Regions from separate parts of the Mus musculus genome. Here regions 2 and 3 are each linked to region 1. Evidence: chromatin loops called from intact Hi-C (ENCODE). Cell type or tissue: gastrocnemius. All regions are shown on one strand. Each heading gives the region's core, and the rest is flanking DNA. Links, peaks and the distances in the headings are about the cores only.

Region 1 (10,329 bases), core at 4,007-6,506:
AGGCATCTAGGCTTCCATCCCTGCCCAGAGTATCTGTAGGAAGCAGTGACTTATTTCTCAGCCGCCACCAATGAGTTCTACAAAGATGCTGTCTGGGACCCCATGTATATATACCAAGCAGCTTCCCCAGATCCCACCAAACCTCCAGGCCCCAGTATAACATCTCTCTCTCTCTCTTACACACACACACACACACACCCCTCCATACCCCTAAGCAGACCTCCAGACCACAGCATAGCCTCTCTCTCTCTCTCTCTCTCTCTCTCTCACACACACACACACACACACACACACACACACACACACACACACACACACGTTTTCTAGGCAGTTCCATGTCTGCTAATTTGGCTAATGACAGCCTAAAACATATGCTCGCCATTATTGCCCTGCAATGTTTCAGAACAAATCTGATTTCTTTGGTATTTTGACTTAGAGCCGTGTTACCAAGCGTGTCTCCTCTTGCATCAGTGGAGAGAACCTTGGGGCGGGGGTGGGGGGGTGGGGGTGGGGGTGCCGCTCCCCTCAGTTGGCTGGGGAGCCTAGGATCTCTCACCACCCAGTGAAGAAGACGCAGTTTGTATAGGACACCTCTTTCCACAGAAGCCAGGGCACAGAGATGCAGGAGCATCACTGGGAAGCCACCAGTCACCTAGAGCTTCCACGGCAGGCAGACAGGACCTGTCTTTGTTTGCCTACTCTGCACCTCCCTGCTTCTCCAATAGACCCCCAGAATGGTGCTGCCTGGGCCTAATGTATTCCAGACCCCCTCAGGATCACAGGCCCTTGAGGCATTGAGAGCTGGCCAGACAGCAATCAGCAAATGGGCTTTCTCCCCTCCTCCCCAGAGCTACTCAGGGACTTTCCTATGTGCCACAGACACCTGAAATAAAATTGTGCCTCAGTCCCCAGAAGCTACCCTGGGGGCTTTTCAGGGGGCCCCTGAAGAAGGGGTGGGGAAGGGCGGGTTTCTAGCTACCCCTTTCACTGGCTCCGGGTTGTCTCCAAGGGCAATAGAGGAACACACACACACACACACACACACACAGACACACACGCACATGCACACACTGACACACAGACACACACACTGACACACACATACACACAGACACACACATACACACAGACATACACACACAGAGAGACATGGAAAGGGGAGGAGGGAAGTCTACAAACATAACCTGGACTTCTCTGACACAGATTTAACCCTTATGTGTCAAAACTACATGCTATCCTGGGTACCCACATGGTGCTTTTTCTGTTAAACTTCTAGATCTCTGTCTTAACATTCAGCATGCAATGATAAAACATGGTCTGAGGTACATAGACTGAACCGATTCAATGGAAGGTAAGTGTCTCCCCTCCTATGATTTGCTTCACCTCTCCGCTGCCCTGGGAAGTTCTCTGACCTGAGACTGTTTGGGGGTGAGGGAGGGTGTTCTATCCTCCTGGAAGAGTTGGGTGGCTGTTCAGTCCCCTGCTTTGGACATCCCAGGTCATTTACCTCAAGGAAGTTTTTGAAAAACCAAAGCGGACCCAAGGGATGGGTTATCCAGTCCTGGGAGGGGGGGTGGGGGTGGGGGAGAGGATGCCATAAAGGAACACCCACTGAAGGTCAACAGAGATAGAATTCCCACCCAAATTCTACCAAAGCACCACATTTTTCCACTACCAGGACCCAACTCAGATGTGACAAGTAGCATCAAGCGCCCATCTACCAAGCTGCCCCAGCCTGCCCTCAGCCTGTTTCTCACAACACAAACCAGAAACTCACCATTGGAAGCCCCAGGCCTTAAGCCTTGACCCGAATCTCCACTGCTCCCTCTGCCAAACGCATCTGTGGTGGACCACGACCCTTCTTCCCAGAACACTGCTGAGATCACAAACATAGACGTGCAATTGATAAGAGACACAAGTTCCCTGCACCAAACACCAGGACCCAGACGCGGCTGAGGCTTGGCCAAGCCGCCTGTTGCAGGGACCTCAGCGGGTTTGCAAACTGGCCCAGCATTGACCCGCTTCTCCAAGCTGTGGTGGGAGACCCCGGTCCCGCGCCCACCCGCAGCCGAGCCCCGCCCGCCCGAGCAGAGGGAAGTGAGCAGAATGCCACGCTCATTTACACACAAAATGATTTTGTGTCCCATTGTGCTCGCAGTTGTTCAGCTCTCTGGGGGTGATTAAACTGGCTGAGCTGCGGCAGCTTGAGACGATTTCACTAAATCGCTTCTTCGTGAAGTCGCTTCTTTTGCTAAGCTGTTATCTTAACCATAAAAGGTAAACAGAAGGCGCCTCTCCAGTTCCCTTCAGCTCTTACGCCCAGGGCGCTTGCCCGAGGCAGCAGTGCCAGGGGCCTGCAGGACTGTCCAGGGGTGGAACGGGAGGGACGCAGCGGGCCACCTGGTGCGCGCCAGCGGGGCCGCAAAGCCAGCCGGCCGGTGTGAACTTCGGGGCTACAGGATCCGCTGGGCCGAACCTCCGGCCCCGCGGGCGGGGTGGCCAAGGTACCCGAAGGGCCCAGCGAAGAAGGGGTGGGAGTGCGGTGGGGGGCGGAGACAAAGTTAAATCAAGAGGCAGACACTTCAAGACCACAGATGGGAAGCTCGCCTAATTAAGGACGTAAAAGCGCTTTTGTTCTCAAAGTTTATTGTTGCCGGGATTTAAAAAAAATTAATTGAAACTAATGCTGTTATTCACTCGCGCAGTTAAATTCCTTCATGCACATTTGAGACACGGAGTGAAAACTTGAAGGTTTATCTTTCTACAGTCGGGGGCTTCTCGAGGGAGGGTAGAGAGGTGCTACTGTGACGCGAGAGTGGGAGAATGAGGGTGTTCGCATCCAGATGAGGGGGTGCGTGTGGGCAGTGGAAATCTAGAGACCGCGGTCCGGTCTTGGGGCGGCGCGTTCCCCGCCCCACATCCTTCCTGAGCTTGGAACCACCACCAGTGCGTCTAGCATGAGACTCGTAGGGTGGGCGTCAGAGAACGCACATCTGTCCCGTTAGAGACTTTTTTCTTTTCTATAAATTGGGCGCCAACCCGGTCCTGTGAGCCCCGAAAGCCCAGCTGCATGGAGCCGGTTTCAGACTCAGGAAAGTCATCAGCTCTGCAGGGCACTCGAGCCCATACTGGAACCAGAGTGCGGAGGACCTGGACGCATATTCCGCACAGCAGGATGATCAGAGCCCGGCCGAGTGGGGAGGGTCCACCCGCGGCTAGGACCAGCCCACGTGGGCACCCCCCCGCCCCGTGCGCGCCAGGCCTTTGTGCTGGGCGCCCCCACGCCGCCAGCCCCTGCGCTCAGCAGAGGGACAAAGCAGCCGCCCCCCCGCCCCCAGCCTAGGTCCCGGCCCGGGGCCGAGTGACTTTCTCGGAATTGCAGCCACTTTGGGAACCAGGGGTGTGCGGCACTGAGCGGTGGCCGCCCGTGCTGGGCTTACCTCGGAGCCGGAGCAGTGGATCGGGCACCGGCGCAGCCCCCGCCCCCCGCAGCCGCCGGTGTCGGGCGCCCGGCGCAGCCCCGTCGCCTAGCGCTCGATGCGCGCGGGTCGCTCCGGTCTCGTCCTGGAGTTACTTTCTCTCTCGCCCCCAACCCTCCCCCCACCCACCCCTCCCGCCCCGGCCCCCGCTCCGCGCGGCCCCTCGCGGCGCGCCGCGCCGGGGCCTCCCCTCCCCGCCCTCCCCTCGCCTCCTCCCTCTTCGCCGCGGCCGCCGCCGCCTCCTTTTCGCGCAGCTCTCCGGCTGCCCTCCCGCCGCTCCCACCTCTTCTCCTCCCTCTCTCTCCAGCGGCCTCCCCCGATGGCTGGAGGGGAGAAAATAGCCCCCCAAAACCAGCCGGTAGCCTGTGCGCCTCGCCGCGGCCCAGCCCGGATTGCAAAGGGCAGCGATCCGGTTCCAAATTACCCCGGCGCGGCGAGCGCGAGCGGGCGCGCGCGGGCGACTCCTGGCTCGGGGCTCGGCTGCGCCTCGGGGCAGAGGATTAGAGTCGCAATTAGCTCCGCGCGCCCGCGCCTGCCGCGCTCCGCGACAAAAAAAAAATGCACCGTTCCCCACCGCCACCACTTCCTTCCCACCTCGCGATCCCCACCCGTGGGTCCCGGAGCCCCGTGCCTGGGTGCCAGGGGGCTGGACCAGTACCCTTCCGGGAGCGCTGCGCCCGAGCCCCGCGCCCTCTGCGCCCCAGCCCCCCGCCGTCCGGCCACGCGGCGCCCGGGCCTCCTCCGGGCTCGAGGAGGGGGCGGGGGAGAGGCTGATTTTAATCATTGTCATTTCATCTGATGTAATATTTCCCCGGGCGCTTTCAGCTGGGCATAAATTTTCGACTCCCAAATAAGTAACACAGGGCACGTTTCTCACATTTCTCGACTCCTCGGTTACAAAGAGGAGAGAAGCAGCCGCCGCCGCGGCGCCCCGGGGCTGAGGGCGGGACTTGGTGTGGGGAGGGGAGAGAAACTGGGCTGCCAGGCGGCTTACCTCCCTCTCTCCCTCCCTCTCTCCCCGGGTCTCGGCCCCGGCTGCCCCTCTCCCGGGGAGCAGCGCCGGCCGTGACGTCTGCGGACACGCGGTGGCCACCGCGGGGGAGGGGAGCGCGGGGCACCCGGCCCGTCGCCTGCGGCCACTCGCGCCATTTCCTGGACGAGCGCGGCGCGATGGAGACGGCGGCGGCCAAAGGTCCCTGCGGCGCGGAGGCCTGCACCCAGAATGCCCCTAGCTGCTCCCCCGCTGCCCCTTCCTCCTCCTCCTCCTTCCCTTGCGCCCCGCCCGTCCCTCCTCCTCGACCATTTCTCGGCTCCTAGGAAACGGATCGCGGCCGGTGCGCTTTGCCCAGACTGCGCCCCCGCCTGGTTCCCGGGACTCCCGGGCCAAAGGCAGGCTTTCGGCTAGGAAGGCGGGTGCGCTTCGGCCGGGAGCAGCGGCGCGGGCCCCCCTTTACAGACTCCGGCCGGGCCTGGGCGCCCTCTACTGGCCAAACTCCTGGGGGTGCTCTCGAGGCCAGACGGGAACACTGGAGAAAGATAATGGGGGTGGGGGCTTGGGGAGAGGACCCAGTCTCCCCTTATTCAGGGGACCTCTAGTGCGGAGAGAGCATCCGTCCGCGCGTCTGTAACTTCACGCGGGAATAAGAAACTTTCCTCCTGAGGGAGTTATTTATTTATTTATTTATTATCTCAAACTACTGGAGAAGGGGGAAATTTTCTCATTAAAGTTACATCCCCGCAGTTAGTTCAATTACTTGATATATGCAGAAGATGTTGTAAATTTATAGATTTAAATAGCTTACAAAGATGCCGCAGGCCCCATCAGTTAATTTCCTTAATTTATGGATTTTAAGCTGCTCCTAGAACAGAAAGGGGCCCGCGAAGTAGGTCAGGGATCTGTGCTGTGGGGGCCCATGGTCGCCCACGTTTGCTTCCCAGGCTCTGAAACCACCCTGGACTAGCTCCCAGCTTTGCTTAAACAGTGCTACTCTTCTGGTGAGCATGCAGGTGAGGGAGGTCCTGTTCGGCTGGATGGTCTGCTCAGTTCTTTGCTGGCTTCCCCAGGCTTTGGACAGCTCAAGGTAGTAGAACTTAGAAACAGTAAACCCCCCCAGTGTTGAAAAAGCTGACCCTTAGAATGAGGTGAAAAGCACTTTGCAAGAATGGTGACCTCAGTAGAGCAAGCTGCTATGTGAATGCCCTCAGCTTCAGAGAGAAAACCTTTCCTAGGCTTTGAAACAGGGAGAGCCAGGAGAGTATGCTAGGCTCACTTGAGGAGTGACGCTCTGAAAACTGCTTGTCACCGCCCGACGGGCCTCAGTACCCCCTCTCTTCTTGTCACCTGCATGGCTGTGGGTGAGTCTTTGTTTTGTGTTCAATACGGGTGAATACATACATATAAATTCATACTTAAAAGATTGGAATAAACTCAACTGTTTTAGGAAGCCACATGGCAATGTGATTAGGACTGGTATTCATGATTTAACATTTCTTTTCCCTCTAGATGAAGTTTCTAAGATTCACAAGGCACATGTCAAGGACGGGTGTATAAATGGATTTTTATTTATTCACAACTCCACGACTAATTGCTTCCCCTTGCCTCAAGGCCACGAGATTGGTTTTAATATGACACTTCAAAAGTATTCATAGAACTCCAGAGATAGCAAGTGTCATTGTTTAAGAGACAAATCTCACCGTGATACTGCTGACCCTGAAAAATAGCAGGTTTCACTTTATTTTAAATTCCCACATGTTTCTTTTTTTTTTTTAAGTTCCACTTGATACCAACTATATTAAAAATGCACAATTTAATCAGAACAAGGGCTGACCATTTTGAAGGACCTTTATTTCCTTGATGCTCCCGGTCTTTGTCTCCACCGTCTATCGTCTCTCATCGAATGGCTGAGCTCTGTGTGCGTCACGAAGGGTAAGCTTCGGTCTGAGTTTTGTCTCAGGTGTTTTAAAAGTTCCTGGCTAAGGCTGGAGAGATGGCTCACTAGTTGTGGCCATATGCTCCTCCTGCAGGAATTCAGTTCTCAGCACCCACACAGCAGCTTACAACTGCCTGTAACTCCAGCTCCAGAGGACCCAACATTCTCTTCTGGCCTCCGAGGGCATCTGCACCCCCCCCCCCCGCCCCCATGCATATCCAAGAATAAAATAAAGCTTTTTTTCTTTTTTAAGTTTCTAGCTAAATGTCAACTACCTCTTACACCAAGAGAAATTGGCATAGCCCACAATAGGTGTTTAGTGGTCTGTCGTATCCAATGCAGCAGGGGTACGTTTTTAAATTGAGAATATGTAATCAGGATGGAAACAGGCCGAGACATCTTGTGGACTATATCTTTCATTACTACAGTCCAAGTGACGAAACTGGATGAATCTAGGCAGAATGTGCATCGTTTAGATTTGATTAGTGCTGAAGTTGCCACAGCCTACAAGGGGATCCAGATCTGTGCTCCATTTAGGTTTCTGCTCCAACCAGAGCAGTCCTGTTAGCTGCAGGATGCAAATCTATCTGCTAGTGAAGTGAGGAGGTTGAAGCCTGTAATCATAGCATTCGGAAGGCTGAGGGAGGCGGCTCGTGAGTTCTGGGCCAGACTGAGGCTTGAGAGCCTAACTGGAACAACAGCCCCCCAAACAGGCCCGTAGTTAGAAAGAGGGAATGAATCTTAAATAAGATGAGTTTGCCTACTTCAGCATTCTTAGGAATGCTAGGACTGGACAACAGATGAATAGACTGAGGGTCCTTTCATCCTGGTAGAAGAAGGGATAAGAGCATGGAGGGTAATTGGATAGAGATGGCTCTTCTCCAGCTTGAGACTTCCAGGGGTCGAGGGGAGGGTCAATTTAGACTTGTCTATGTTTGTATCCATCTCAAGACTAAGAGAGGTCACCTCTGTATACTACAAAGGAACCAGACTGGCCCGGAGTGCCCAGATTGAGTGTTCCTAGTACGGAGGAAGCAGAGGCAGAATTCAAGGCTAGCCTGGGCCACAGAGTGCTACCCTATCTCCAACATGCTAGAGGTGGTAAACCATGTTTGTAATCTCAGCGCTTCAGAGGCAGAGGTAGGAGGAGGAGTTCAAAGCCAGCCTCGGCTACATAGTGGATTTAAGACCTGGTCTCAAGCCGGGCAGTGGTGGCACACACCTTTAGTCCCAGAACTTGGGAGACAGAGGCAGACAGATTTCTGAGTTTGAAGCCAGTCTGGTCTACAGAGTGAGTTCCAGGACAGCCAGAGCTACACAGAGAAACCCTGTCTCAGAAAAAAAAAAAAAAAAAAAAAGACCTGGTCTCAGAAAGTAAATACCAAAACAAGAAAGCTTCACGCCTACCTAGACACCCTTAGACAAAGAAAAATTATTCCAATGACCCCTACAGCATTCCCTGTCACACCGTACTGCCCCCAAATGGGGCAATAAGCTTTGAACAACCAGACTTACCTCCTAGGTTGGGGCCCCTTTATTGGGAGTGAAATGAATATTGGGCCAAATTGGGCTCAGTTTAGGGGGAAAGGAGAATGGTTTTGTGCTCAGGGTTGGAGTCTGTAAGAGTTTGTGAGGTGTTGCCCAAAACCCCGACCAGGTAGCAAAATAGAAGCTAAACCTGTGGAGAAAGCTAAAGCCTGGCACACAGATCATGCCTGGGCTACCAGGACTCACGAGGTTGAAGCCAGCCTGGGCTGCGTAATGAGCCCTGTCTTAAGAAATGTTTAAAACTTTAGGGCTGGAGAGATGGCTCAGCAGATAAAAGCACTGGCTGCTCTTGTAGATGGCTGGACAGAGATTGACTCCTAGATTGACTCCTAAGGAAATCAGCACCTTCTAGGGGACTCTTGGATCCACTATCACTCAACACATACAGATGTGTCTTTTTATATGATTTGAGGGGAAAAATGGGAGCGGGGACAAGGTCTTATACATAGCTCTGGCTGGCCTGGAACCCTCTGTGAAGACCAAGCCCAAGCTACAGAAATCAAACTGCCTCTGCCTCCCAAGTACTGAGTTTAAAGGCATGCCCTACCATGCCTAGCCTGATATTTAATTTTAAAGAAGTTCCTCGAGCCCAAGCCGGAGATGGCTTAACCCACCTTTCACCCACACCCTCAGGGGAAAAGGCTCAGAGGTGGGGGTGGTCAGGTAGAATGTGGCTACTTCCAGGTAACCAAACCAGGCCACCAGCCTCAGGCGCTCCACCTGGGTTCTTCTCCAGGCTCATTCCAGTCTAGGGAGCTGCTTCAGTGAAGCCTACAGAACCTCCTAGCAATCCCTCCAGGCATGGGGGGTGGGGCTGCTCCCTCTTAACTGAGGAAAACAGGCTAGTGGATTACTACACAGACTCTGGCTTGGCATTGGTAGGAGACCCAAGGGCCACCAAGGGTCAAGCATGTTTTGTGCAGCAAACTGGGGATGGGGGTGGGGCAGGTGTGCGTGTGTGTGTGTGTGTGTGTGTGTGTGTGTGTGTGTGTGTGTGTGTTGTGAGGCTCGATCTCTGGGATCCTGTCAGCAGACCACAGGCTCAGCACTTGGGTCCTGTTACTAAGTGCCTTTGTGTGGCTACTAGTGACCCATCGGGTCTCATAGGACACAGGGTTCTGTTGACACTTTTGCAAGAGTCCCAGGGAGTTTTTCCCAGGAAGAGTTACAGGTCACGAGGAAAGTGACCTTTGGTCTCCCAGTTCTGCCCCAGGCTCTTTTCCAGGACAGAAGCCTCTCTGGACAGCCTTCTTTCTCTTCTCAGGCAATTCCTTCTCCTTGGGTTTGTTTTGGAGCCTGAGTGGGGAGCGTGTCTACCTGAGTCGCCTTGGGCACGCTCTCTCCTGTCTTCACATGTGATGTAGGAACAGTGAAAGACCTTAGCTCATGGGAAGGCTGGGAAAATCCGAGGTAAGGACAGTCAGCAAAGACTGTTGCTTTGGCTCAGCCTAGGTGGAATGCTCAGGACATGATGAGTTTTTAAGTGATGATTGACAGAGAACTGGGATGTGGCTCAGTGGCGGTGTGCTTTCATTCCCAGCATCAAACATGATGACAGCGATAACCACCAGGATGGTGATGACGACAACAACGATGACGGTGGTGATGATGATGACGACGATGACGATGACGACGACGATGACGATGATGGTAGTGGTGCTGGCAACAACCCTTTTCAAATGACCCTTGGACCAGCTCTGACCAAGCCTGGGTTGTGCTGTCATCCTTCCTGCCCACCTGCAGGAGGCATAGTGGATCATGGGAAGGTCGGGCCAGTTTGGGTAGAACAGCCCCTGGATTCTAGAGTTGGGGCTTACAGCTTTGTGACTGTATAATTAAGATGAACATGTAGACCTTAAGGGGGAGACTGCAAATTTTACCTAAGGTTTAAAGATAAAATACAGGGATTCAGAAAATGTCCTACTTGCTTTGGGCTTTAACTTTGAGGCAAGATTATAAAGTATCCTGGGGTTCTCTGTCCTTAGGATCCAGGAGGCAAAGGGCCGGACAGCTCCAGGAAGGAGTCCCCAAGGGCATGAAGGTCTTCGGAGTTCTTCTTCCTTCTCCTCTTCCTCCTCTTCCTTCTTTTCATTTTCTTCTTCCTCCTCCTCCTCTTCTTCCTCCTCTTCCTCCTCCCCTCCTTCTCATCCTCTTTTTGCTTTTCTGTCTTCTCAATAAACGCCTTTAAAGACATTGGGAGGGGTGTGGACAGCAGGAATATTCACCAAATGCTGCATGCAGGTACTGAGGTTTCAGGGACATTTAACAAAACCATTTGTTGTTGGACTTTGTTTTATTTTTGTGAGACAGGGTTTCTCTGTGTAGCCCTGACTATCCTGGAACTCCCTCTGTAGACCAGGCTGGCCTGGAGA
Region 2 (10,329 bases), core at 3,707-6,206, 250 kb before region 1:
CTGGAACTCACTCTGTAGACCAGGCTGGCCTCGAACTCAGAAATTCACCTGCCTCTGCCCAACACAAAGTTTCAGTAATCCATACTGGCCTTTTCTGTTTGGATTTTTTTTTCCCTTTGAGACAGGGTCTCTATGTTGTCCTGGCACTCACTATGTAGATCAGGCTGGCCCTATAACTCACAGAGATCTACCTGCCTCTGCTTTCCAAGTGCCAGGACTTGGTTTACTCCCACGCAGGACTTCCAGGCTCGCCTTGAGCTCCATACGTCCAGTTCATATGTTCTACAGGAGCTGGAACGCCTATATTGATATTCAAATGGCCGTGCTCATTCATCCACAACCAACCTGGGCTGCCTTCATACTGCACTGGTATATGAACTGGTTGTGGCAGAAACCTTTGAAAAGAATGTTTGCTGACATTCTCGAATCTAAAAGGTCAAACGCAGTGGACAGGTTCCAGAGGGCTTGCAGTCCTTGGCGGCACACTGGAGAACGGTGCAGATGAAGTTCAGGGCACAGGCCCTACACCTGAATCTGACTGTCATCTTTTCTTGTCTGTCCAAGAGAAGAACATCTGAGGAGACAGAAGTGAAGTGATTTGTTTTGGCATATGGTTTCTGTAGCTGTAGATTTTTCAAAACCTACTTTAATAAGGGTTCTTAAATGCGTTAACCTCCCTTCTAGCCCACCACCCACCAGAGGTAGAGGAAAAGAAAGGTTATTAGGATATGGGGGAAGTGGATCTGTTTAAAAATTGTTGTTTGGAGAAAATCCAATCTGATGTCAGGAAATCAGCTGTTCGGTTCACAGGATTCAGTAACAGTAGCCCAATCCACTTGCAAACACTTCATGAACATATAAGCAGTCCAGTTCAGTAGGGTCAGGATAGCAAACAAGAATTAGCAGCAGTGGTAAGACCTAGCAGAGACAGGCAGGCCTCAGCTGAATCCGCACGAATCGGCAGGAGAGACCAGGAGAAGCTCTTTGCTGTGCCTCTCAGCAAAGCAAAGATCAACACAGACTAGAGACCAAGAAGCACCGAAAAGCTAGCTATGCAAGCAAGCCTCTTTCACAGTCAGTTGAGTCCCGTTTATACTCCCTCCAAACATCACATGTCCTCCACGGGTCTTGACTCTGCACGTGGGTCTGTTTCAGCTGACGTCATTCTGCCCATCAGCCTGTGTCCGAGGAAGTGGCAAGAAGCTGCCAGAACACCACCAGGAGTTTTTTGGTGCATTTCTCTCTATGGAGTCACAACAAACAGCTTAGTTACAAAACGTAAGGTGACCCATTACATGTGTGACCTTAGCAAAGAATCCTTCATCACGTGTCTTTTCACATGCCTGCTTTAGCAAAAAACATCCTTTCACCTGTGTCTGCTTCAAGCACAAAACTCCTTCATGTGTCTGCCTTAGAGAAACGCCATCTGACACAACTGGCTTTCCAAAGAAACCATAGGTTTCCAACTCAGGTTTCAGAGAGTTCTTCATAGTCTTCTGCACTAACAGTGCTGGGCAGAGGGTCACGGCATAGCACCAGGGTATATGGCAGGGACTGTTACTACACAGCAAACAGGAAGCAGAGAGAGAGGAGGCATAGGAAATGGGGCAGCTTTCAGAGGCACACTTCTAGGGATCAAGTTCTTCCCAGACTTCCTGCAGTGTTCCTAGATGGTGTCACAGACCTGTGTTCCCAGCACTCAGGAGGCTTAAGCAGGAGCATTGTGAGTTTGAGGCCAGCCTACTCTTCAAAGTGAGTCCAGGACGACTATACAGGGATACACAGAAACCTTGTCTCAAAAGCCCATTATGTATATGTATATGTATATAAAATAATATATGATGCAATATTATAGATTTGTCTATTTGTTGTTTAAATTTATAATAAAACATAATGTAATATATGTTACATGGACACACACATAAACATATATATGTGAATAATGCATTTCTTTTTTTTTTTTCTTTCCCCTCTCACACCTATGGTGCCACCAATACATTACTTAGAATTCATCATTCTTCTAAATGCTCCAGAGAAACAAGAAAATGAATATGTCGCTGAAAAGAAAGTGGGGGGTAAAAGTCACTTTTGGGCACAGCATCCACCAGTAGTGACGTTAGACTTCTTTAAGCTCACGGGACCTGGGGCCTGAAGGCCCAGGCCTACAATCCCAGCTAATCTGGAGGTTGAGGCAGGGGGATCACAAGTTCAAGGCTCTCAAAATAAGAACTCCAGTGAGGGCTGGGGGGGAGGGGCTTAGTGACAAAGCAGCGCTAGACTAACCCCAGCATTTCCATTAAATAAATAAATAAATAAATAAATAAATAAATAAATAAATAAATGCACATGCTAGCTCAGAGATGACCAGAGCAGAAGGACCTAGGGCAGTGATCAGCTCACAGCAGGGCCAACTCCATCCTGTATTCCTTGAAGCAAGTGTCTTTGTTGTAGGTCATTCAGAGAGTTCAAGAAAGCAGGTAAAAACTCCACTGGCCAAGGACACCTTTATTTCCAGCACTGGGGAGGCAGAGGCAAGCTGATCTTTGTATGTTCCAGGCCATCCATCCTGTGTTGTTGGTTGGCCTGATGCTGTTTGTATTCTGATGTTAATTCTGCTTCTTCAGCTGCCCACTTTGACTCACCCCCATTCTCCCCGACCCCCCGACCCCCCAACCCCCGCAGAGCAGTCCATCACATGCTTGGATGATCTCATGTGAGCCTTCTCCCCATTTTAATTGGTCAGTAAAGGTTAGAGCCTGTAATTGGGCAGTGGAGGGGAAAGGTGGGGCTGAAGGTTTGAAAATGGGGGCAGGTAGAGACCCAGAAGAGGATAAGAGGGAAGGGGAGAGGACAAAAGAAGAGGAGAAGGCAGCCATGATGGACCAGAAGAAACTACAAGTAGCAAGGGGTCTCATAGCTGGGGAATAAGTTAATATAATGTTAGATCTGCCCAATGCAAGCATACAGTTTATAATTATAATAACTGGATTGTGTGGTTTTTATATGGGCTTATTTGGGTTGGAAATTCCAGCAACAAATTGGCACCCAAGGTGGGGTTTAGGATTGAACTAACCTGAGATAAAAGTCTACCCCCTACCTTTACCTAAGTGGGAGTCTATATAGTGAATTTCAGTCCAATCAGGGCTACATAATGAGACCCTGTCTCAAAAACCAAACCAAACAACCCCTACTGGGTCTTTTTGAGGGCAGCTCTGATTTAAAAAGCTCCATTCCTCACCAGAGACTTCCACAACAGTTTCCTAGATGTAGTCTCCAGGGCCTCTGCAAGGGATGGACCCACGAAAAAAGTTCCACATTCATAAAACACAACCTAAAGTACCGATGGCAAATGCGGCTCAGGAGTGGGGAGCTTGTCGAGCTTGTGCAAGGCTCTGGGTTCAAGTCCCAGCCCCACAAATACACAAGCAAACAACCTCCCACACAACCGATGAACATAAGCTGATAGCTGTGACACCATCTAGCTGTCAGTCAATGGCAGTTGACCATTTTTACTCAAAGCCATCCTTCTTAGCAGCTCAGTTGACGCTTTCAGAGACGTACATAAGCTTACAATTAAATGTTTAGGTAGGGCATTTTGCTGGTCAACTCCTGGAACTTTGGTTAATGGCTTCAATAGAAAAAGATTTTGTGACCAGTGTTTGTGTACCCAGTGGGATATGGGCCCCATATCCTATGCAATTGGCCATCAGTGCTTTTAATTGTTAGAGAAGTAGTCTACCGCTTTTATTGTGCCTATTTGTTTATTCATTGGCTTTGTTTTGTTGAGAAAGGTTCTCTCAATATAGCCTTGGCTAGCTTAGAAGTGGCTATGTAGACCAGGCTGGCCTCAAACTTCCAGAGGTCCACCTGCCTCTTCCTCCCAAGTGCTGGGACACATCTGGCCTTACTGTGATAATTTTAGAAATTATATATCAAGCCGGGCCGTGGTGGCTCACGCCTTTAATCTCAGCTCTTGGGAGGCAGAGGCAGGCAGATTTCTGAGTTTGAGGACAGCCAGTCTGGTCTACAGAATAAGTTTCAGGACAGCCAGGGCTACACAGAGAAACCGTCTAAAAAAGAAAGAAATAAAGAAATAAATAAAAAAAGAAAGAAAGGAAGAAAGGAAGAAAGAAAGAAATTATGTATCATATAGTATTATATGATAATTTCCCCCCAATCCAGCTAACTACAGCGAAAATTACTCAACTTCCTTATAAAAGCACGCGTTGCTAAATACTATATGTAAATGAAGGGTTTCAGTAATCCTTAAAAATTATTTTATTTATCATCTAACTATCTATTATCTATCTATCTATTTATCTACCTATCATCTATTATTTAAGTGCATTGGTGTTTTGACTGCATGTATGATTATATTAGGGTGTTGGATCCTCTGGAACTGGGGTTACAGTCAGTTGTGAGTTGCCATGTGGGTGTTGGGAATTGAACCTGGACTCTCTGGAAGAGCAGCCGGTGCTCTTAACCACAGAACCATCTCTCCAGCCCCAGAGTTTTTATTACTCTTAAGGAACAACTCAAGACCTTTAAAATAACCACTCACGAGCTGGAAATGGTGGTACATACTTGTAATTCTATCCTCTGGATGCTGAGGAAGGAAGGTTGAAGTTCAAGGCCAGTCTGAGTTACAGTGAATTCTGGTCTGGCCTGGAGTACATAAGAGACCAAGCTAAAAAAACTAACCCATTTATTTAGTCTGTCGCTTTAAGCAATGCTCACATTCCTGTTGATTTCCACTAGATGGCAGCAGAGGACAGCTGTTTGCCTGCGGTGTAGGGTTGAATTAGAGCGGTCATTATTTATTGTGTGTCTCGGAGGTCAGAGGACATCCTCAGAGAGCTTTCTCTCTCCGTCAGGTGGATCATAAGGCTCTAACTCAGGCTTTCAAGTTAGGCACTGAGCTATTTCACCGGTTCTAGCCCGTAGTTTTCTTTTGTATGTATGTATGTATGTTTGTTTGTTTGTTTGTTTGTTTTGAGGCAAGGTCTCTCCAGGTAGCCCTGGCTGTCCTGAAACACACTATATAGATCAGGCCCTCCTGAGCCTCTGAGAGCTTCAATTAAAGGCATGCTCACCATGCCCGTCTCTTCTATTTTCTGAGGCTCAGGCCGGTCTGGAGCTCTTGCTCCTCCTGCTTCAGCTTCCTGAAGATTGGGATTCCAGGAGTGCAACTACCACATCCAGTTTCTTTAGCGTTTCTACAGGGGCAGCTTTCTTTAACCCTTCATCTGTGATTCCAGATTCAGTAGTGCTGGAGTAGCGGTGCCTGTTTGCATTTGCGCTCTGCGCCCGGCGCTCTTAACGATTCCACAGGAATACGGGAAGATGAGAGTCTGGACACAGTTGGAGTCCATCTGGAAGTCACACTTGCTCTTTCAGCTAGAGTCCTATCACAGGCATGGGGTCTCTGAGTTTATTCAATAGCCTTCTTTGCACCCACCTAGTACCCATTTCAGGTGCACATGAATCTATCCCGGAAGCCCACCTGCCGCTGCGGTTCTATTTAGATCCCTTAGGTGGACTCTGAGCGGTTTCTGTTCAGCATGGATTTGTTTTGATTCCAATCTGATTTATCTCCTCATGCAATACAGACTTTTCCATATCATAAGAAAGGTAGGTAGATTCTTTCAAGCTTTTCTTTAAAAAATTACACACACACACACACACACACACACACACACATATTTTAAAGAAGTGTCTCACTATGTAGCTCAGGCCAGCTTTGAACTCATGTTCCTCCTGTCTCTAGTTCTTTTACTTTCTTTTGAGACAGCATCTCATTACATAAACCAGACTGCCCTCAAACTCACAAAGATCAGCCTGCCTCTGCCTTCTGAATACTGAATACTGGGACTGAAGGTGTGTGCCACCATACCTAGCCTGACCCTAGCCCTTGAATCCTGGTATTCCAGATGTGAGCCACCTTGCCCAACTCAGTCCTCTGGCCAAATTGAATCGAGGGTTCTGGAAGAGCTAAGGGTGTTGCTTACCGCTCGGCAGTGCCCAAGGCAAAGTCTTCTAGGATCCAACCAAACAAGAATCCCAGTCTCACTGGTGTCTTCAGAAGGAGCTGGGACAGGATCCACACAGACAGCAAGAATGTTGATAGATAGTCCTAGCAGTGGGAAGCCTTGCAGAAGCTTAGAGATGGCTCAGATTATGGAGACAAGATCTGTGAGGGGCAGGTGTGAGAGGCGCCATGTTGCCCCCCCTGGCTAACAGTTTCTTTGATAACAATTCAGCATGCAGGCCTGGCTTCTAGATCCATCCCCAAGGGAGAACTGGCAGTTAGAAAAGGAGCCCAAAGCTATGGCAATTCCTTGCCTAGATAAAAGTTAACAACTAGGGGGTCATTTTCATTAGAAACAATGTTGTTTAGCAGCATAGTTGACACACACCTTCTTATCTGTTTCCAGGGAAGGATGGTTAGAAAATGAAAGGACAGGTCCCCAGGAAGAAGAGGAAAAATACCGATACTTCATCCTGAAACCTAGACATGGAAAGAGACAATAGGCAGGTGCCTGAGTTAAGAAGTTTGCAAAATGAGTGGTTATGCTTGTTTGCTTGGTTTGGGTTTCTTGAAACAAATTTTCTGTATTGTACATCAGGCTGACCTTAAGCTCCTGGCACTGCCTGGCCTTGAGAGCTTTGAGATTAACAAGCAGGGGCTACTATGTTTGACTCACGTTTTTTGTTTTTGTGAGACAGTCTCTTATGGAATCCAGGCTAGCCTTAAACTACACTCTGTAGACTCCGGATTCTCTTACCTCTAACTTCTAAATTCCCCCTCCCTTCCCCCCTCCCCTCTTCCTCCCCTTCCCCCCTCCTCCTCAGGTGCTTCTTCAGGGCGTGGTGGCACATACCTTTAAGCCAAGCATTCCAGAGGCAGGGTAGGCAGATCTGTGACAGTGGTTTCCAGGCCATGTATGTACCCTGTCTCAGAAAAAAAAAAAAAAAAAAAATTTTCCCACTTTGTCAGCCAGATTGGCCTTGAATTTTCAGCAATCCTCCTGCCTCAACTTCCAGAGCCCTAGGATTACAGATGTGAGCCATGATGCCTCCCTGTAAACTAAAGGACAGTGAGTAGAAAGAGACCCACAGTTACATAAGGGATCCATACTATGGTGGGGGAGAGGGGAGAATTGCAAGTAGGCTGAAAGGAACATGTGGGCACGGCGGAGATATCCATTCTCTTGACTATGGGGATAGTTTTACGGCTGCATACTCATACATGTAAAAAACTTCATGCTTTAAGTATGTGCAAACTATTATTTTCTCTTTCTTTTCTCCTTCCTCCCTCCCTCCCTCCCACCTTCCTTCCTTCCTTCCTTCCTTCCTTCCTTCCTTCCTTCCTTCCTTCCTTCCTTCCTGGGCAGGGTCTCAAATGCAAACTGGCCTTGAACTCACTATGTAGTAAGAATCGCCTTAAACTTGTGGTCTTTCTGCCTCGACCTCCTGAACACAGAAAGTGCAAGCTATTAAATATCCATCTCTCCATAAAGCTGTTTAAGACTAAAACAGGGATAAAGGAACACTGAGGCCATATACATGATGGAAATGACCCAAGTTTCACTACTTAGTAAAAACACATAGTTCTGCTGGGTGCAATGTACAAGGAAGGATGGCGGCTGGCAGCAGGCAGTCAATCGGCTTCAGGCACATTCTGGATTTGTGATCTTAAGGAGCTCCTTTAACGTCCCATTTTCACCGTCTCAATCTCAGAGGGGACTGAATAACATAATAACCATCATAGAGGACTGGTGAGATGGCTCAGCGGGTAAGAGCGCGGACTGCTCTTCCAAAGGTCCTGAGTTCAAATCCCAACAACCACATGGTGGCTCACAATCATCCGTAACGAAATCTGATGCCGCTTTCTGGAGTGTCTGAAGACAGCTACAGTGTACAGTGTATAAACAAACAAACAAACAAATAAATAAAACCATCGTAGAGTCAGCAGGGAGTGGAGGGACACTGTTCAACTTCTGGCTAGGATCCCACAGACGTAGGTGGAGGGAGGGTAGGAGAGGGCCGCATGGATGGCCGGGAGGCCCAGAGGGCCAGAACACAAGTGAAATCCAAGACCTGTGAAGCCCAAGGCTGCGGGGGCGGGGGCGGGGGCTGCGGCCGTGGCGGCAACAGGTCATCCACGTAGCCACCAAAGGTCCCAGTAGCACAACATCCAGGACACCGAGTGCGTTCACACGGGAGATGCGTGAGGGTGGACCTGGAATCAAGGTTTTTTGGGCGTTGCTGGGCAATGAGCCTTCCCAGTTTACACTGTACCTCTTGCTGTAGGTTTATGTGTCGTGGAGGGTTCAAAGCTACAGTTCCCTGGCTGATCCAGGCTGAGCGATTGCTGGGCCCCAGCTCTAGCTTTATGCAGGAAGGGAGGCAGGGCTTCTCTGGTACAGTTTGGGATGATTCTTTCCTGGTTCTCCGCTCACTTAGGACTGAGCCTCCAGACGCATCACCTAGGAACTTCACCTAGGATGATGCCCTTCCTTTGTGGAGGTGTGGGCTACAGGCCGAGTTGCAAGAATAGATGGAGTGGTTTATTTCTAGGTGGATTTTCTGTGTAGAATGATTATTTCTTCTGTCATAATCCACTGAACTATATCTCCAGGTCCAAGCCCTAGTTGCCTGGCCTTGAACTGACTTTGTAGCCCACACCGGCTTCTCTCCAGATTCCAATGAGAGATGTGCTGAGATAGATTTCAGTCATGCCAGCCGCTCACATCATGGGATACTGAGAGAGGAGGTCTAGCGGCAAGCTCCAACTTCACAGGACCGGGACCCTTTGGGAGATGAGCCTTTTGGCATGCCTGTGGGAGAATTACCTTGATTTACATTAATTGGGTTTGGCCATGTTAGTGTGGATGGGCCCGTTCCCCGGCCGGGGATCCTGGACTGTATACAATGTATAAAATAGAGAGTATGAGCTGAGCAGTGACCCGTCGTTCCGTTCATTCCTCTCTGCTTGTCCTTTCTCCCCTTATTAAGTGCTGTTGCTGGAGTATTTTATTACAGCCACAGGAAAAAAGAAACTAAGATGGGTGTTTTATTTTCTAACTTTAATTTTTTATTTTATGTATATAAGTGCTGTATATATGCTAGTGTACTACCTGTGTGCAGTTGTCTGTGGAGGCCAGAAGAGGGTGTTTGACCCCCTGGAACTGGACTTAGAATATTGAGCTGCCCCACGGGTGCTTGGATTTGAATCCCAGTTATCTAGAAGAGCCAGGGTTCCTAGACACCAAATCATCTCTCCAGCCCTAAAATGCTGGGCTTTAAAACTTCCTTCCCAAGATGCTTTTCTGTAGAAGGCTTTGGTGAGGACCGGAAGAGCCTGCATGGATTTTCCCCTGGTGAGTAGTACTTTGAAGAGAGCTGGATGGTGGCATTGGCCTTTAATCCTAGCACTTAGGAAGAGGGGTGGATCTCTGTTGGTCAACATCAGCCTAGTTTATATAGCTAGGTTTAGGTCAGCTGGGCTACACAGTGAGACCTTGTATGAGAAAAAGATAAAATAAAAAGAATGGAAAGGAATTCTTGCCATTACACATCACTACCACCTCAGTGGTCTTCTTTCTGTGGTCCTCACCCTCATGAATGAAGCCATAAAAGACGATGTGTGTGGGCCTGTCTGAGGTCGAGCAGAGTAGCAATGTACCTACAAACCTGGTACCCGGGAGGCATAAGTGTAGGATTGTCAAGTCAAGGCCAGCCTGAGGTACCAGGTGAGGCCCAGCTTCAAAAAAAAATAACCCACGGATCAAGATTGTGTGATGATTTGTCTATACTTGGCCTAGGGCGTGGCGCCATTAGGAGGTGTGGTCTTGTTGGAGTAGGTGTGTCACTGTGGGTATGGGCTTTAATGCCCTCGTTCTAGCTGCCTGGAAACTAGTCTACTCCTAGCAGCCTTCAGATGAAGGTGTTGAACTCTCAGCTCCTCCTGCACCGTGCCTGCCTGGACACTGCCTTTCTTTCACCTTGATGACAATGAACTGAAACTCTGAACCTGTAAGTCAGCCCCAGTTAAATGTTGTCTGTGAGTTGCCTTGGTCATGGCATCTGTTCACAGCAGTAAAACCCTAACTAAGATAGACGTTGGTACCAGTGACTGGGGTATTACTGTGATGGGCCTGACCACACTTTGCTTGGGAAGAATGTGGATTTGAGGACTTTGGATTTGGAAAGCACTGGGATGCTTTAAGTGGGACTTAATGGGCTATTGTAGTAGGAATATGGAAGATTTTGTTGCTGAGGGTGATTTGAACTGTGTAAGCCTGGCTCTAGAGGTTTCAGAGGAGA
Region 3 (10,329 bases), core at 3,623-6,122, 270 kb before region 1:
GCACCGACTGCTCTTCCAGAGGTTCTGAGTTCAATTCCCAAAAACCATATGGTGACTCACAACCATCTGTAATGGGATGGTCTCTTCTTGTGTGTCTGAAGACAGCAACAGTGCACTCATATACACAAAATAAATAAATATTTTAAAAAAGAAAAAAAATTATGTGTATCGATGCTTTGCCTGCATGTATGTTATGTTATGTGTACCACACATAAGCAGCCCCTTGGAGGCCAGAAGATGGAGTCAGATCCCCAGCGTCTGGAGTTACAGATGACTGTGAACTGCCATGTGAGTGCTGAAATAGGAGCCCAGGTCCTTTGGAAGAACAGCCAGTGCTCCTACCCTCAGAACCATCTCTCTAGTCCCAAACATTTTAATTTTAAAAGAATAACACAGGAGGAGTTGCTAAACTGGAGGAGCTGCTAAAAGCAGATGCTGAAAACACCATGGCCCAGATTATCTACAAACACACTTAAAAAGTGACTGTCAATGTCATTTCAGATTGCCCTTTAAGACTTCCTGACATTTAGTTAGGTTGTTAGGATCAAAGGCCATGAAACTTATCTGGGTTTCACCTTCTAGAAGGTAGTTAATTTATAAAAACTCTAGCAGAATACAAGGGAAACCAACCATTACCAATCCAGATTAGGCTTTCACCTTCTTATTAGTGTGGGTGGATTCAATTTATTACCCAATCTGGAACATTAAAAGAGCAATGCTTTTAATAATGACATTAAAACAAGCATAAATGAATTCTATACCATACAAATGTTAACTAGCCAAAATATCAAAAGAATTATATAGTTCCAGCTATATGTAAACTATATGTCATAGCCATGTAAAAGACCTAAATCATAATACAAACCATAAAAGCCAAGTGAATCTTTTACTTAAGTTAAAGATCTAAATAGTCTCTGCCATATACAAAACCAGTTTTAGAAGCATTATAGACCTAAATGTGAAAAAGCAAAATAAAATACATTCTAAAAAGATAAAAGTATTTCCATAGTACTGAATTAAGGAAAAGTAGGTTATTAACAGGAATAAAGAAAAAAAAAAAACAAAAAAAACAAAAAAAAAAAAAACCACACCACCCACCTAGCCCTCCAAGAAAAGCCTAATAAACATGCCTAAATTAAAATAAAGATCTATCTACAATAAGAAACCACTACATAGAAAAAGACACTTGCAATAAATACATCCAAAGGATGTGTTATTAGAACTCAAAACTCCAGAAAATGATGTGGGAAAGTAAGTGGTAACTTCCAAGGCACTTAAGTAAAGATGAACATCAAATGGCTTAGATAAGGAAATACCTCCAAAACTCACTAGCTGACAGAGAACTAGGGACTAAAACCACATTCATGAGACTGAAGTAGTTAAGAGCACATCTGACTTTCAGCACCCACATTAGGTGGCTCAGAACGACCTGTAACTCCTGCTCCAGAAGTATCCACACCTCTGCTCTCTGTGGGCACCTGTACTCAAGTGAACATACCTTCCTCCACACACACCCAATTAGTAACAAAAATAAACAAATAAAAAATACACTGAATTGCCTACCCATCAAACTGGTGAGAATTAAAATATATGGCATATATGGCATTTAGTACTATGACTGGTGAGACATATGGAACAACTAGAATTCTTGCTGTTGAAAATACACATGCATAATCACCTACTAGAGAAAATTACTTTGCATTACTTAGTAAAGACATATTTCCCTATATTCCTACAACTCAAATTCTAAGTATGTGCTTCCCCAGAAAATTATTTCAACACATCAGTGCATTCAAACATTAATTTTCCTAAAAGCATTGTTCTCAATAGCCCCAAACTGTAAACAAGCTAAGAACACACACACTATATATATATATATATATATATATATATATATATATATAAAAAGTATCTATACAAAGTTCAAACTGTTGCGCTCTTAACAGCTGAACCATTTCTCCAACTCTTTGGGGCTGGGGAATGGCTCAGGATTAAGAGCAGTAGTTGCTCTTTCAGTACTCACTATCACTTGTAATTCTAGTCCCAGAGGATCTGAGGCCTTTTCCAGGCCTCAATGGGCCAGACACGTGTGTTGCATAGACATACATGCAAACAAAACATGCATACACATAAAATAAAAATAAAGGTAAAAAAAATAAAGTTACTTTGTGTGCATTTGTGCAGGTCAGAGAACAATTTGCTGTAGTTGGTTCTCTTTCCACCATATGGATCCTAAGAATTAACACCTAAGGCAGACACCTTATATAGGCTTTAGTCATTCCTCTAGTCCCCAACTTCTAATTTTGAAAGATGAAGTGTTAAGTACTGGACATTAAGGAGAAAAAAGTATATATCGATACATGGATTAAATAACATTATAAATTAAATGCTCATAATTTATTATGAACCAATAAGATGCCCAAAATTTTACTCTAATAAAATATTTTGTTGGAAGAGACATATTTTTAAAAACTTTGGGTCACAAATCTTTTGAAGGTTAAGATATAAAAGGATAGGTTTACAATTAATATTTAATATATTCAAAATCTTTAAAGCGGGCTGTGATGGCAAGTCTGTAATCATGGAGATGGAAGCAGTGTAACATTCAAGGCCTAAGAAGGGCACACAGTGAGACCCCTACCTCAAAAGCCCAAAAGGTTGGGCATGGGCTTACACCTCTAGTACCAGTACTTGGAGGGCAGAGGTAAAAGGACCATTGACAATTTAAGGTCAGTTTGAGTTATATAGTGAGTTCTAGGACTGCCTGGGTTATTGGCAAACCAAATGACCAACAGACCAACCCAGGGGAAACAGAAGAAAAAAGAAATCTCAAAAATATGCTGGCTTAGCTTTTAAAGAGCATAAACTACTCTTCTACCAGAGGACCTGAATTTGACGACAGGTGGTTCTCCAGCTGGTGTGTGTGTGTGTATCTGACACCTATGGCTTCTGCCAGTACCAGTACTCACATGCACTTAGCACCACACAGACCACACACATATGAATAAAAAATATTTTTTAAAAAGTTATTAAGTCTGGCTCATGCCTTACAATCCTAGCACATAGGCGGTGGCTAGAGGACTAGGAATTCAAATTGGAAGCTGGCAGATCAATATTTCAAAGTCATCCTTGACGAAAGCCAGCCCAAGCTACATGAGACCATGCAAAGAATAATCCCCAAACCTCTACAAAAACACTTCAGCGAGAAATACTGTTCTCAACCAGTGTGTAGAACACCTGGTGAGAGCTTTACCCACCCTTTAATAAAGTCATTAAAACTAACACCATCAAGCTGTTTAAGGACATCACAGTCAACTCTCATTTGTTTTTGAGGCAGTGTCTCACTCGGAAGTTTTGGAACTCTCTAAATTGATGAGGGTTGCTTGGAACTCAGATCCACCTGGCACTAATCTCCTGAACGCCGGCACCAAGGCCCGTACCACCAAGCCCAGCTTCACACTATTAGTCAAGGCTTCAGTAATTACTAAGGAGAATCATACATCCTTAAGTATAGTGAACATCTACAAAGATGAAAGCAGGTTCTTTAAGAGGCAATGTGTTACAAAACTCCATAAGGCAAAGAGAAAGTTATGGGGTAGTTCCTGGAGTCTCAGTTTTGGCCTTCTTTGAGAGGGTTTCATGTGTACCAGGCAGATCTTGAATGCCTGACCTCCTGCTTCGACCTCCCTGGTGGAATCACAGGCATGCACCACCCACACTCGGTTTTTCTCACTGGGGAGCCAACCGGGTTTTATGCATTTAAGCATCGACTGAGATGACCTAGCTGTATTGCTTTAGCAGCCCTGATTTTGCATATCGGGGACTACAGGGGAGTGTCACAGCACCAAGCCTCATACTGCTCTTTAAAAAGCAGACTCCTTGACTTTTCAGTGTTTGATTCAAGGATTTTTTTTTTTAAGTAAATTGCCAAAAGTTATGTAAGTATCACAATGCAACTGTGGAAAACATCACCCTACTCTTTTATAGTGTCCCTTTTTTAAGCTTTGTTTTTGTGGTTCTGGGGAGGGAACCCAGATCTCCCACTTGCTAGAGAAGAGCTGTCAATCAAGCCACACCCCTACCCCCTATTAGGTATAATTCAAGAAACTGAAACTGTTAAAAGAAGCATCTATAAAAAATGCTTTTAGATTTAGAATCTTGCTATCCCTAGGACCTTTTTTCCTAGCATACTTAGTTCTTAACAATTCTACTAGGTGTGGTAGGAAAATAGACCTCCCTGGTATCAGAAACTGTTATAAGACTTCCCCTAGGATCAGAAACTCAAGTTTATTTTCTTTGTGCCTTCCTGTCACTAGCACGCGTGAACGGAAACAAAACCCACAAATTGACTGTATCGACTGTACAGACTATGGGGTTGGGGTAAGTAGGGGGGGATCCCCTTCCACACAACTTCCTCTCCCCAAGTACAGCGGAGTCGGTCAGCGCCCCGATAGTACTCGCTCTGAAGTGTGTACAAGAGTCCCGGATCATCAAAACTTAAACTTTCCTTTCTACCAGGGTTCCAGAAAATTGGCCCATGGGGACAGCAAGCAAGCATTTTAACGCGCACCCTTCGGTTGCATAAGAATTCCGGCATAACAGGTAACAATCACAGAGGAGACAAACGGGATGCGATCGACTGGACGGTACGAAACGGCCTTTCGAGATCACAAGTCTGCGGCGCAAACCCAAAGTTTGGAGCACACTCCTTAGGAGTTCACTCGACAACCGTCGCCACCGACCCAGACGAAGAACGCTGAGAAAATGGGTGCCCGAGGAATCAACACATCCGCATTCATCTCGAGGTAGGCGTCAAGATTCTTCGACTCCTCCGGCTTTGTTCGGCGCTTCCGAAGAAGGAACGACCGAATTTCGGTCTTGGAAGCCGCGAACCTGGGTGTGTTCTCCGGCTGGTTCCCGGGACTTTAGCATCGCCCCGCCCCGGGCGCCGCGCACTCGTTCCCCGGATGGAAGGCGCGGAGCTTCGGGGGAAAGGAAGCAGCCCGGGGAGCCCGGGGAGGCCGCAGCCCGGCCCTTGTCGCTTGGGGGCCGGGAGGGAGCGAGGCCCGTGAGGACCGCAGAGGGAGAAGAGCGCGAGGGCGGCGGGGCGCTCTACCCGCGCCCCCCAAAACCCCGAGGCCCGCCCCGCCGTACCTTTGGCGAGGGCTACCGTGGAGTTCTCGGTGTCGATGGTGTAGAGGATGCCCTCGTAGCGGATCTCCGCCTTGGAGATGAGGCTGATCTTGCTGCCGATGTAAGGGGTGCCCCCGCTCATGGCGCCGCCGCCGTCGCCCGCCGCTCGCACTCAGTCAGATCCCGCGCTGCGCCCGCCGCTCCGCCCGCCCGCCCGCTCGCTCGCTCCCTCCGTCGGCGCCTCACAGCAGCCGCCTCAGAACCAACATGGCGGCCGCGCCGGCTCCGCTTACCCTCCCCCAGCCTCCCGCCCTCAAACCGCGGCGCGGCGGCGGCGGCGGCGGCAGCAGCGGCGGCGGCGCAGGGCATGCCGGGAGGGCGAGGCGGCGTGCTTTCTCGCGAGACTCGCCGAGCTCACGGACGGTCCCGGGCTCTTTCCGCGGCGGCCCAGAGCGCTTGGCTTGCGCTCCCGACGTGGAAGGTTTTCACGGCACCTAGATGTCGCGGGAAGACTAGACGAGGGCCCATCCCGCCTGGTGATGCTGACTGCGGCCTCTGCCATTTCTAGGCGGGCTGCACTTTGGTACGAGCCCAGAGTCTTTGTAAGCGGTCGCCTCCCAGCTCCGGAGCCGCTCTCCGCGGGCCACGGAACTCTCACTGTAAACGCCAGAGCAGCCATCTTCGCCTGAGGAGTCTCACACTCCAAGGGCTGCCGCTCCGGGAGGCTCTGGGACTCTGTCCCCCAAACTGAGTCCAACCCTTTTTATGCGGCTTGATCCGTGTCCTAGCTTTCAAGATGTTCCCGGTCACTAACTATGCAAGAAACACCAGTCCAAGTGTTTCTCTGCCGCTTTGATCACTTAATGTCAGCTCCACTTTCTTAATAACGATCATCTCTCCGATCGGATACCAAATTGGCATCTTAAAACTTTGCATCCAGAGATGTAACTCTTCGGTTTTACTCCAAACTCGTCCCTCTAGCTTGTTCTCGGAGGTAACTATGAACCGGGAACGTTTGCTTAGTAGCTAAGACCCCAGTCCTGGATTGTCTTACACCTCCACACCTGTCCTAACTATAAATCTTGTCTGTTCAGGCTGGACCGTCTCCATCCGTACAGCTCTATATAACGCCTCAGTTACCCTGGCCAGAGTTGTTGGCAGTAGCTCCCGAAGAATTCTATTTCTCTTACCCCTACTAGGTTTTTCTTAACACAGCAGTCAGGGGGAATCATGTTCAAGTAGCAAGAGATTTTGGACTTTTGTTCAACTCAAGATAACATCCGTCTACTCAGTGCGCTCCACAGGTTACATTTTACACAAGGTGAAAACCAGACTTCCTAGTTTGGCTTATGAGGGCATGGATGATTTAATTTGTTGTTACACAGCTCCATACTGTTCCAAGCATCCCTTCTTCTCACAGCTTCCACAGTTCATTATACTCTGCTCAAAGCTGCCCTAAGAGGTGATGTATTTACAAAACTACAGTAGATCTCGCTTTACACCCCTCTTCTTGCCTTGCTCCCTCCCTACCCCCCATCGCATTTGTCTATTTAGTCATAAGTGTTTGTCTCCCTTCTTGGCTAGAATGCAAATATTTTGAGGAAGGGTTTCTGGTTTTAGACACTGTTTGCATCATCCTTGGGGCCAAGTGTAGCAACCGGCCCAGGACAGCTGCTCGGTAGACATTTGCTGCAAGAGTGAACAACTGGGATAAGAGCCGAACACAGGCAGCAAGTAGGATGTCTGGTGCGCTGAGCCAATGCATGGTGATTATCTGCGTGTTCCGGGAAAGCAGGAGAGAAGATTGATGAGCTGAGCTGTGACTGGTGCCCAGTGGCTTCAAGGGGGTCCCTGCTTCAGCATACAGTCATTATTTGGTGTGCAAATCTGCGTTTGGAGTCTTCCCTTTGTAGGTCTCAGACCAATGTTGCCTTCTCTTCCATAGTGAACACATTCTTTCCCTTGTCAGTTTCTATAAACTGATGATACCTAACTCTCAAATTTACATCTCTCACATCTCCTGGCTTCACACATACCAACCACATCACTGCCATCTCTGTTGGGTTTATTCCATGGTGTTAGCTGGTGATGGAACTAGCTGTACTCCATGTCCCAATTACATAGTACATTTAATTGCCAATTTGATAATTTCTCCGTTACTGTATCTATTCTCCTCTCTCCCCATCACCCCCAACAAACTGTCTTTATTCATGGTTCCTAGGGTCTTCTGGGGCCCAAGGTTTGTGTCTGCGATGGTTTGAATGTGTCTCCCAAGAATTCATGTAAAGTTTAATCCTCACTGGGGCAATATTGAAAAGTGGTTGTGGGCCGGGCAGTGGTGGCACATGCCTTTAATTCCAGCACTTGGGAGGCAGAGGCAGGCAGATTTCTGAGTGCGAGGCCAGCCTGGTCTACAAAGTGAGTTCCAGGACAGCCAGGGCTACACAGAGAAACCCTGTCTCAAAAATACAAAAAACAAAAAAACAAACAAACTAATTGATGGGGGAAGACCCAGCCCATTGTGGGTGGAGCCACCTCTGGGCCGGTTGTCCTATGATCTATAAGAAAGCAAGCTAAGCAAACCATGGAGTGCAAAGCTATAAGCAGCACCCCTCCATGGCCTCTGCATCAGCTTATGCCTCCAGGTTCCAGTCCTGGCTTCCCTCAGTGAGGGAGTGTTACCTAAAAGTGTAAGGGAAGAAATTCTGACGCCCCCAAGTTGCTTTTTGGTCGTAGTGTTTTATCATAGCAATAGTAACCCTAACCAGGAAACACGCAAAATCTTTTTTGTTGTTTTGAGACAGAGTCTATATAGCCCTGACTGTCCTGGAATTTGCTGTGTAGCCCAGGCTGGAACTCAAAGGGATCCATGTGTCTCTGCCTCCTGAATACCAAGAAAAGTCATTTGGCACTACACCCAACTAGGCTATAATTATCAGTAATTTTATTTTTAAATATAAGGTCCACACTTTTTTAAAGTGACCTGTGTGTGGTGCTGGGCATTGAACCCGCGGCCTTATATGTGCATGCTAGATAAGTACCACTGAGCTAATTTCCAAATTCTTGATTTCAATTAGTCTTGTACTTATCTTTTTAAAAAGATTCCTTTTTTATTATGGGTGTTTGTACAGACATATATATGTTATATATGAAGTATGTGCAGTGACTGTGGAGGCCAGAAGGGGGCGTTAGATTCCCTGGGACTTGATTTACAGATTGTTATGACCCACCATGTGGTTGTTGGGAACTGAGCCAGGTCCTCTGGAAGGGCAACCTTCACTGTTGAACCATCCCTCCAGGCCTTTCTTGTACTTACCTTAACCAGCTATTCATCCCGGTAAGTATAGTCTTTTTCAGTTCTAGAAATAGGCAGTTAGGTTATTTAAATTTAGGTAGGTATATACCACACTGGTAGTTCCAGCAGTTGGGAAGTAGGAGAATTGTGAGTTCCAGGCCTGAGCTACAAAATGAGATCCCGCTGTCTCAAGATAACAAAACAAAACAAACAAGATTGATTTTCTTTTCCTCCTGAAAACCTACACGTTTTTGCCTATGTTGTCTATCTAATGCTCCAGTTCATTAACACATAATAAATACATGTGAGGTCATTGTTAATTCTAATATTGCAATCGTGTAAATTACATTTTCTTCCTTTACAACTATGCTAGATACATTATTTAAAAGAACTAAAGTGATTGGAGTCAATATTTTTATCAGAGAGGACAACCCTATTCCTTTCCTAGTCAATAGGATGAGTGCAGTTGTGTGGCTTTCCCTGGGAGAGATGAACAAAAGCCTAATCCTGCCAGGCAGTGTTATCCACAGACAAGTGTAGCTCATGAACAAATGGGTCCATTTGGCTTACTTACAGGGGCACAGTGAATCAAATTGTTCCCAGCTCCTAGAAGTTGCATCCAGTTGCTCCCTACCAGAGCTTCAGGCAGCTACTCAGAAGGCATTCCCCTCAGCAATTACTGACTGTGATAGAATCTTGGGGAAAGGCCTTGTGAATCTCCTTACTTTCTGAGCTTCCTGAGACATGTAAAATTCAGGAGCTTCCTGAGATTGTGTGCTTAGTTTTGGGAATCTTCTGAACCCTCTCTCTTCCACAAAGGAAATAGTTATGCAACAGAAGTTGATTGCTTAGGTCTAATTGGGAGTTGAACTGAGAAGGGTGTGATAGCAGGTGGTGATGTACACCTGTAATCTGCCTTTGGATTGGAAGCAGAAAAAAATCTGAGGTCTCTGCTAGCCTGGGCTACACAGTGAGACTACCTAAAATGAAAAAATAAAATTTGGTGGGTGGGTGGTCCAGTAGTTAAGAACACTTATTTTTGTGAGGACCCAGCTTCAGTTCACAGCCCCCATGTGACAGCTAACAACATTCCACAACTCAGAGGGCACCAAGCATGCATGTGGTGCATAGACATACATGGAGACAAACATAAAATACATCAAAAAAATTTTTTTTGTTGTTTTTGTTTTTTTCGAGACAGGGTTTCTCTATATAGCCCAGGCTGTCCTGGAACTCACTCTGTAGACCAGGCTGGCCTTGAGCTCAAAAATCTGCCTGCCTCTGCCTCTGCCTCTGCCTCCCCAATGCTGGGATTAAAGGCATGCACCACCACGGACGGCTTAAAAAAATTTTTTTAAGCCTCTAAAAAAATAGACCATGTAAAATGAACTATTTTCAGCTTTAAAATTGTTTCTTAACTCACACGATCAAAATAGGTTGTGAGGAATATTTCTTACTACTGTTCTATGTTTGGTTTTTGAAAATAAATGTTTTGCCCCCAATCCAAGCATTTCAATTCCTTTCTTGTGTGCAATGTTAACTGCAAATTTCAATTGCCAGTTGAGTAGTCGTGTGTGGTGTTTTCTTGTTCCTATGTGGCAGACACCCATGGCTTTCTCATTCACCCCATCTGGGCCTCCAGTGTGGTGTAATTATCCTGAAAAGCCAAGATGTGTGAGAGCTTGGCTTGATTACTCTAATGGCACACAGTGTTTTCGAAAACCTCTCAATTCCTGAATAATTATCATTATCATATTTATGTGTTTAGCCAAAAGCTTAATTGGAAGATTCCAGAATGAAACAATGCTACACAAGGAAAAAGAAAACCTCTCAGTCATTTCTCTTTGAAAAAAAATTTTTTTTTTTTTTTTGCAGATTGAAATACAGCTGATAAATGCATG

What was found. Hi-C counts contacts between places; a loop is a spot of excess contacts. Peaks named below come from ENCODE experiments on the same cell type or tissue, not always from the same donor. Only the 100,000 strongest peaks of a DNase experiment are listed, where the experiment ranks them.
Region 2: a loop joins it to region 1, with 4 times the contacts of the local background. A loop is called at or near these places in 9 of 42 quality-filtered maps.
Region 3: it touches region 1 in a loop (3-fold over the local background); 7 of 42 quality-filtered maps call a loop at or near these places.

The regions. Positions count from the first base shown.
Region 1 is chr7:34,650,807-34,661,135 of GRCm38, forward strand. It overlaps Kctd15 (potassium channel tetramerisation domain containing 15), which reads right to left and starts at 3,592. Exons shown (of 7, transcript NM_001360820.1): 1 at 3,441-3,592; 2 at 1,778-1,876; 3 at 1-33. The coding sequence starts at 6. It overlaps Gm12781 (a long non-coding RNA gene), which reads left to right and starts at 9,139. Exons shown (of 2, transcript XR_391247.4): 1 at 9,139-9,367; 2 at 9,498-10,329. In gastrocnemius, for the core only: a CTCF peak has its summit at 4,953 (motif pointing left); DNase peaks (open chromatin) are centred at 4,008, 4,469 and 4,885; H3K4me3 peaks cover 1,535 bases; H3K27ac peaks cover 1,517 bases.
Region 2 is chr7:34,402,942-34,413,270 of GRCm38, forward strand. No RefSeq gene overlaps it. Among named protein-coding and RNA genes, the nearest start is that of Lsm14a, 18 kb to the left of the region's middle. In gastrocnemius, for the core only: a CTCF peak has its summit at 4,756 (motif pointing right); a DNase peak (open chromatin) is centred at 4,778.
Region 3 is chr7:34,384,204-34,394,532 of GRCm38, forward strand. Lsm14a (LSM14A mRNA processing body assembly factor) reads right to left here and starts at 5,502. Exons shown (of 11, transcript NM_025948.3): 1 at 5,155-5,502. The coding sequence starts at 5,275. Gm12764 (predicted gene 12764) reads left to right here and starts at 4,410. Exons shown (of 2, transcript NR_169160.1): 1 at 4,410-4,805; 2 at 10,304-10,329. In gastrocnemius, for the core only: no CTCF peak of the experiment used is centred there; DNase peaks (open chromatin) are centred at 3,713, 4,450, 4,995 and 5,516; H3K4me3 peaks cover 2,500 bases; H3K27ac peaks cover 2,500 bases.